Linked DNA regions of Mus musculus: region 2 is linked to region 1. Evidence: chromatin loops called from intact Hi-C (ENCODE). Cell type or tissue: gastrocnemius. All regions are shown on one strand. Each heading gives the region's core, and the rest is flanking DNA. Links, peaks and the distances in the headings are about the cores only. Region 1 has its middle 15 kb from the start of Gm24454. Region 2 has its middle 41 kb from the start of 9130204K15Rik.

What was found. Hi-C counts contacts between places; a loop is a spot of excess contacts. Peaks named below come from ENCODE experiments on the same cell type or tissue, not always from the same donor. Only the 100,000 strongest peaks of a DNase experiment are listed, where the experiment ranks them.
Region 2: it touches region 1 in a loop (2.2-fold over the local background); 3 of 42 quality-filtered maps call a loop at or near these places.

Annotation. Positions count from the first base shown.
Region 1 is chr11:79,906,921-79,911,311 of GRCm38, forward strand. No RefSeq gene overlaps it. Among named protein-coding and RNA genes, the nearest start is that of Gm24454, 15 kb to the left of the region's middle. In gastrocnemius, for the core only: no CTCF peak of the experiment used is centred there; DNase peaks (open chromatin) are centred at 1,917 and 3,340.
Region 2 is chr11:79,835,177-79,839,567 of GRCm38, forward strand. No RefSeq gene overlaps it. Among named protein-coding and RNA genes, the nearest start is that of 9130204K15Rik, 41 kb to the left of the region's middle. In gastrocnemius, for the core only: no CTCF peak of the experiment used is centred there; no DNase peak of the experiment used is centred there; H3K27ac peaks cover 1,971 bases.

The DNA of each region.
Region 1 (4,391 bases), core at 238-4,237:
AGCTGAAGCCAAGACTCCCCTGTCAACTGATAGCACTTCTTAGCAAGCAATTCGCCCACATCAACCTGAAGCTACAGAGGTGTTTGCACTCTGACTTTTTGAAACCTCAGAGCATGGGGGTAACGTGAGATACGGGAGAGACATGTGCACAAAGGTCTCAATTAAGAATGGAATGCAACCGTAAAAATAGTTACGATTACAAATAGCATGTAGCAACACAGGGAAAGACTTATGTCACCGTACTGTGGGAGACAGAACGCAGGACTGCAGGGATCCTGTCATTATGGCCACCTGAGAAAATGCACGTTTAAAGTCCTGGAAGGGAGCACACAAGGGCTGCCCAGCTCCTGTTCAAGTGGCGGGATAATGAGAGAGTGTTTTCTCTTTCTCTCTCTCTCTCTCTCTCTCTCTCTCTCTCTCTCTCTTGTTTTCCCTTTAAAAAATAATATTTTTGAGACTGGAGAAATGGCTCACTGGTTAAAAGAATTTGTTGCTGTTGCAGAAGCCCCAAGTTCTGTTCACAGCTCCCACACTGGGTGGCTCATAGCCATCTGTAACTCCAGCCTCTGGCCCCACAGACACCTGCACACATGTGAACAAATCTTCACATAGGCACACACACACACATACACTCACACACATATCACACACCACCACACACACACACCGCACACACATACATACTGAAATAAAAGTAAAACCAGGCATAGTGGTGTTTGCCTTCATATCCAGCTCAGGAGAGCCAGAGGTACACAGATCTCTGTGAGTTTGGAGCCAGCCTCGTCTACATAGCAAGTTCCAAGCCAGACAAAGTCACATGGTAAAAGTGATAATAATAATAATAATATCTCATTTATACATTATGTTTTGTGTTAATTATAGTAATTAAATATAAATATGTTAGTATAGTTATGCTTATATATAAATAAGTAAATCTAATAATAATAACAAATATTTTGGGGGCTGGAGAGGTGGCTCAGCTGTTAAGAGCACTGACTGCTTATTCTTCCAGAGGTCCTGAGTTCAAATCCCAGCAACGACATGGTGGCTCACAACCATAATGAGATCTGACACTCTCTTCTAGTGTGTCTGAAGACATCTGTAATGTACTTAGATATAATAATCAATAAATCTTTGGACTCTGAGCAGGGTCGGAGCGAGCAGGGCCGACTGGAGAGAGCAGAGGGCCTTAATTCAATCCTCAGTAACCACATGAAGGCTCACAACCATCTGTACAGCTACAGTGAACTCAGACACATAAAATAAATGAATAAATCTTTTTAAAGAAGGACATTAACATCTACTGAACAGCTATTTTATGCCTTATACTTTATATTCTATATTTTGATTCAATGAACCAAGGGGAAACCCTTATAACCATTTTGCAAGCAGGGGAAGATGAGGCTCAGAGAGGTTGAAATGGCATCCTGAGAGTTGGCAGGATCAGAACTGAAGCCCAGCGCTCTCCACCGTATCCCCTTAACTACCCAAAGCAATCCTGCGTCGTGTATGCCAGAAAGAATGATAGCATCTTCTATGCGTGTTCTTGTGTAATAACCCTGTCCGTTTAAACTGTGTCCTCCCTGTTCAAATAAGGTATAAGCAGCTAAGGGAGGTTGAGTCACCAGCGCTAGAGATACCAAAGTTGGAAACTGACAAAGCGACGAGTCTAAGGCAGGTCAGTCTGCATTGGTAAGAAAAAACCAGAAACTTTGAGATTCACACATGGGCTGCCACTCCTGGTGCCGCTGCCACCTAAACGGGAGTGTCTTACAGGGAGGAGAACACATGAGGAGCTGGGTTCCCAGGCTGTCTTGAGCTGGTCGGACTGGCTCCGTCATCACTTTTGTATCTGAGGCCCGAGGCTGGGTGAGGTGGAGCTATGCACAGATGGTTCATGTGGCCTGGCCTCGGGCCAACACAGATGGTGTGGTATTAACATGCCAAAATGTTTCAAGAAACGCTGTTAAAGCTCTCCTAAGGATCCTCAAGGTGGGAGGGAGGGAGCACGCCATCTCTCCTATGGTGGAAAATGTCCGAATCATCTGGGTTGGCATGAGAAAGAGCTATCTAGTCTCTTGGACTGCTCCAAAACCACACAGTAATTGGGCTCCAGAATCCAGAGCCAAGACTGGAGCGTGGTACCAGGCCCCAGAGCACACAAGACAAGTAAGGACCCAAACTCTCAGAAGCAAATCCAAGTCAACCTCAGGGTGACCAAACGAGAGGCCCTAGGCCAGGAAACAAGTAAAACCTAAGAGCAGCAGAAGGTCCAAGATGTGAGACATAGACTAGAGTGCTCTGGCGACAGGGACTGTTGGGAAGGCTACACTGTTGGTGAGACTGAAGATGGATGCATGCCTCTAGGGGGCAATTAGTCACTGTCAGGTACACACATGCTCTGAGACGCAGCAGATCCTCTCTCCGTAACTCTACAGACAGAGTCCCACACAGAGTCCCAAACTGCTCCTAAAAATTTTTAATTAGATGTAAAAAGTTAAAATATATAAACAAATATATAAATATAAAATTTTAAATATAAAAAAAATAAAAATGCAGTAGCAGGGTGGTGGTGGCACACACCTTCATCCCAGCACTGGGGAGGCAGAAGCAGGGAGATCTGTGAGTTCAAGGCCAGCCTACTCTACAGAATGAGTTCCAGGACAGCTGGAGTTAAATAGATAAATACTGTCTTAGAAACTGCCCAAGCATTTGGAAACAGGCATGTGGAAATCCTATGTCAGTTTTTTATCCTTTTCTACGTTTTTCCTCCTTAACCAGTATGGATGCTGGGAACAGAATGTGGGCCATCTAGAACAACTAGTGTTCTTAACCACTGAACCACCTCTCCAGCCTACTGTTTTAAATTTCTTTTCTTTGACATTTAACATCTGCCATGTTCTCTGAACCAGTCCCATGACATGGCCGATAGCAGCTCCCTGAGAGACTATAAAAAGGTCACCTTTCTATAAGCTGGAATTTTGCCTCACCAACTCTATTAAGGCAGAGACAAAGAGAAGATATCAGCCTGAGATCACAGAATCTTTGAGGTTATCCTACTCCTTTGACCCTCAATTTACCACCAAACCTTATATTGATGCTCAAAGGCTCAGGGCATTTGTGTCAGGCTGAGGCTCGCTGGAAGGCAGGACTGGAATTGGGCCTCTCCCTGTAGCGTGTTCTCATCCTACAGAGATAGGCAAGAGAGTGATGCTCTGGCAATAATTGGTCGCCATGACCTACTTTCTCCTGAAACAGGAGGTGAGATGTCTGCAACCCTTTGCAGACACCCAAGGAGAGGGCAGCAGGACTGAAATGGGTCAAAGGAGAAGGAAGAGCAAGACCTGGAGAAGATGGAGAAGCTAGCTTGTTCTTAAGGCAATGCGCCAATCCAGCTGACCTTGAGCGTTGCAGCTGGAGGCCTCAGAGAGTGTGTGGAAGTGGAGACAGACCCCAGCCTGGCCAAGATGGAGAGTCCATCAGAACTCTCCTCCATAGCTGGGCTATGTTCTCAGTGGTAAGCTAGAAAAAATGTCTGTCCCCAAAACAGCAATGGAAATGGCCCATGTCCAACTTGGAAAATAAAGGAAAGAAAAATGTTTTTACCCTTACATAGACCACAGGCTATCCATGATGTTTAATTTTGTACATAAAAGGCCAAAACCCTCATGAGCTTTCAGAGGGAAGGAATTAACTCTCAGAGCATCTAAGGCTGAATAAGACCATTGCTTCCAAGGAGTAACAGCAGAGGCTGACCTCTGACCTTTATGAGCACACACACCACTCACACACACACACACACAGACACACACACACACACACACACACACACACAGAGGAAAGCAACATATAACACACACACCACTCACACATACACCACACACACCAACATACTACACACACCAACACACCACACACACCACATCATACACCATACACATATACACCACACACATATACCACACACACCATATACACCACACCACACCACACACACCCACACACACACACACACACACACACACACACACACCACATGGGAAGAGTATGCCGCATTATTAGAGCATATGTGTACCTGACAGTAACTAATTGTTTCCTAGAGGCATGGATCTGTCTCTGAGAAAAGCCATCTCAAGGTGTCACACAGGGTCATACTGGCTAATATCAGAAACACAAGGAGGCCTATGGATGTGGTAGGAGAACGCCTAGGAAAGATAGGCAATAGAGTCACAGACAAGTAACAGAAGGTCAGGTGGAACAATGCACAAGTCCAAACCCTTGGACTTTCTCTACGTGTCTTTGTTACTTTCTTCACGATAAAACCCCATGACCAAGACAATCTGTAGAAGAAAGAGTTTATTTTTGGCTTCCAGTTCCACGGGGTTGAGAGT
Region 2 (4,391 bases), core at 182-4,181, 72 kb before region 1:
GGGTTCTGGGTCAAATGAGGTTACATAGAGAGACTGTGTCTTTAAAAAAAAAAAAAACAAAGACAAACAAAAAAACAAAAACAAGATGACTTGGTAGTTAAGAGGATGCTCTTCCTGCTCTTCCAGAAGACCCAGGTTCAATTCACAGCACCTACATGGCAACTCAAAATTGTCTAACTCCACTTCCGGGGGATCCAACTCCCTTTTCTGAGGTCACTAGGCCCATATATGGCACACAGATGTATACAGAGCCAAACTATCATACACACAAATAATAATAAAACCATTTAAAACAAACAAGGTAGACATACATATTCTAAGGAGCACCTGAGCCGATTCTCTGTCTGTCTCTGTCTGTCTCTCTCTCTATCTCACATGAATGCGTGTGCACACGCACACACACACACACACACACCCCACACATGCTCAAAGAGTCTCAGTAGCAGTTTTTAAAGAAAAGATAACATCAACAGCACCACAGGTCGGTGTCCCCTAGATGTGGCATGGCCCTGGTGCTTGAGCAAAGATTCTGTCCGCACTGTTCCTAAGGCAAGGAAGGCTAGATGGATTTCAGATCCGCAAGTTGTTTTCAACTTTGCTGTAGAGTCCTCAACTCTCATCTCAGGAAATCTCACCAGTACACCAAGCATAGCCTCAGTCCTTGCCAGCTTCCCTGAGGGGTTACCTGGGCCTGCCTAGGAATGAAGATGTAAACAACAGAAAGATGGGCTGATGGGATTCTCGAAAGATGCAGAGCAAATGGACAGGGAATATCTGTGAAAAAGTCTCAAGCTCCCTAGAGGTCAGAGAAATGGGAAACCACGGGAGCCCCAGCACAGGCAGGGCTGCAAAGAGAGACACTGTATCCAACAACAACACAGCAACTGTTGCAGGTGCAGATACAAAGGAAAGGGAGCACCCACACACTGCGCACGTGCAGAGCTTAGAGGCCGGGGAAGGACAATCCAGCCACTGTAGAAATCAGCAGGGAGATGCCTCGAAGAACTACAAGGAGATTTACCATTCTCCCCAATTATGGCCATTTACCCAAGCACTGTAACTCAACACATCAGGGAGACACACATCAACGCCAACTGCTGTTAGGTCATAAAACCAACCATAGTGTCCATCAACAGAGGAATGGATATAGAACATGTTTTACAGACACATGGAAACTTTTTCTCATCTATTAAGAAGAGTGTTGCATGGCTTACAGGAAAATGGATGCAACCAGAGCTAAACACAGTAAGGGAAATTAAGTCTCAGACAAATCACATTTTTTTCTCTCATTTGTGGTTACTAGATTTTACACACACACACACACACACACACACACACACACATACACACACACACACACACACGCATGTGTGTGTGTGTGTATGATATATATATATAATACATATATATGGTATTTATCTATCATATATGTGTGTGTGTATATATGTATGCATGTGTATATATATGTATGTATGTATGTATGTATATATATATATATATATGACATTAAAGTAGGTACAAAATTGGCTAGAGGAAGGAAGGGGACTAACAGGTGGGGAGGGATGAAGGGAAAGGGGTAGGTGTGAGAACGCCCTCAAAGTGCGTGATATACTCACATGGAAATGTCCTTATGTAACCCATTCCATAGACAATGAATGCACACAATGAAAACATTTAAAAGGCTGACTTTTATTCTTCTGTGTGTGTGTATATGTGCATGCTTGTGAGTATGTATATGCCACGTGTGTGCAGGTACCCACAGAGGCCAGGAGAGGGCAACGGATCTGGAGTCTCAGACAGTGAGCTCCCCAAAGTAGTTACAAGGATCTAAGCTTGGCTCCTCTGGAAGAACAGCAAATACTCTTAACCACTGAGCCACGCCCCCTGCCCTGACTGTTAAAAGCTTAGGATCAGACACAACCAGGCTGTTTCTTCTCCTGAGCTAGCTGTTTGATGTTCATAGGGTTCCTCCATCCCTTAGCCCCAGCCAGCCAGCCAGCCAGCCAGCCAGCCAGCCAATATCCCAGTGCAGAAGACACAGCCACAGCCCTCCTGGTATTTACAGATAGAGTGGAGAAATTGACAAGAGCATAACCACATAAAGGCACAGGACTCTAGATGGTGATAAGTGAGGGCTGAGATAATGTCCTGGCATGGGGGAGGGGGGAGTTAGGGGGGTTAGCATGGTGCTGGGCACACGGAGGGAGCTCAGTACTGGCGCACAGAGTAAGCATCCTGGCTGGTCCTTAAACCCCCAAGAGGAAGCCAGGAGGCCAGCACTTCAATCCCCTTAAGCTTCCAAAAAGCCTACAGGGATGCACAGCTCTCTGTGGCAGCCCCTCACCCACAGCCTGGAGCAGCAACAAAGATAAAGCAATCTAAACCACCAGCCAGTCCTCAGATAAACCTGCCAGGGAGGTCTGTGGGGCAGCTGACTTTAATCTGCAGCTTCTGCCCTTTGCTGATTGAGACTGACCAAAAACCCAGAGCCCGGCTGCTGCCAACAGCAAGGAATGTTCGCAGCTCCAAGCCTCTAAAGTCAAAGCTTTGGGACTTTGTTCCCAGGTCTCTGAGAGAAGTTCATCTGATCCCTATCCAGGGAGCTGGCTGCCCACCCGGCCAGCACACCTCTCCAAACCTGGTCTGAGGCCAGCCTTGAATGTCACAGGGAGGACAGCAATGATCTTCAAAGCTTCTGCTACATGAACCCAAACAGGCAGAACTCAACAGTGCCCGAGATTGGACTCTAGACAAGCATGGGCTCTAATCTCAGACATTTGAAAGCTTGGCTGAGGAATAGTGGCCTCCAGAGTTGGGCAGAACCTGGAATTTTAAACCATGTGTCACAAAAGGACCCTCCTCCTCTACTTAACAGCTAGGCACTTTCAGGTTAGACCTAGTAGGTCCTCCTCTTCTTCCTCCTCCTCCTCCTCCTCCTCCTCTCAGGATGGTTCAAGACTTTTCTAGTTTTAATAAAAAATTAACGTGGGAATAGTACAGTTGTTTCACCCAGAGATTCAATAAGAGGGCCATGTAATCCTTTAACCCAGCACACCCAAGCTCAAGGAAAACAGCAAGTTTCAGAAAAGCCCTCGCCTAGGCACGCTTGGAATGAAAAGGTCAGAGGGTTGTTTTAACTCTTCCCTGCCCAAGCAGAAATGTGACCCATTCTTTGGGGATGACCCTGTGCCAGGCATGGAATAAGTATCATTCTTTACCCCCATCTCAAACCAATCAGATGAGAGTACGAATTGCAGGGCTCAGGGTTTGCCTGGCTCGGGTCTCCTGAAGCTGCAGGGCAGGGGTTGGTCAGTGTTCCAGCACTGTAACAAATCCCTGAGATAACAAACTAAGAGAAAGTGACCTTATAGCCCTTTGTTTTGGAGCTACCAAGCCCATAATCTATTGACCATTGTTTGGGGCCCAAGATAGACTAAGATCAAAGGAAGATGTGGTTGAACCAAGACAGTCACCTCTTGGTCATGGAGTGAGTCCCTCTCGTCCCTCAATGGCAGCACACTGGGTACAAAGTCTATTTGAAAACAAACATGTTTTTGTCTTGGTGCATGTGAATCTCTGGGGGTGCCATCTGTGCCGTGGTGGACAATGGGGGCGGAAGAAACTTGCAAAAGTCAGTTCTCTCCATCCCCATGTGGATCCTGAGGCTTCGACACAGGTTGTCTGGTTTGGTAGCAAGCGCTCCTCCTACGCTTGGGACATCTCACCAGCCCCAAGTCTTTTGACACAGTGCCTTGTATACACCCCACAGGATCCCTCCTGCCTTCATGCCCTGAGTACTGGCATAACAGCTATGCGCCAATTTGCCTGGCTAGGGAACAAGGCTATATCCCATGAGACTTTGAGGGACACTGGCTCAGGCCAGCTGGTACACCCCTTCTCCCGGACTAGCTGCCCCTTTAACGGACTGACTCAGCTCAGCTTCCTACGAGGCTTCTAGCACATTCCAGGTTTCAGCACCAAAGTTTCGTGTCCCAGGCAGGAAATCTTCAGTTCTAGATAAACAGGGGTAGCTGACTACCCGACACACAGCCTTCAGAAGCTGGAGAACAACTTGAGGAAGGCTGCTGGCTTCCAACCCATCGTGGTTTGAATTAACGACCACTCCTTTCCATCCGCTGGGTAACGAAGCACAGAACACTCTTAACACGACTTGATTTCCATCTCCTTCTTTGTTAATGGCTCCTAAAACACAAGCCTCACCCTAAAGTCTTTCTGAACTCCACTCTTGGAGATGGGTGACTTGAAAATTCCCCAGGCAGTCAACCCCTGCTTCTTCAGAGACAGCCTAGTACCTAGTGAGGCAGAGGGAGGAATCTTAGAAACCACACCCCTCCCACCCAGGTTCTGCCTGTTTAATGGCTGTGTGCTTG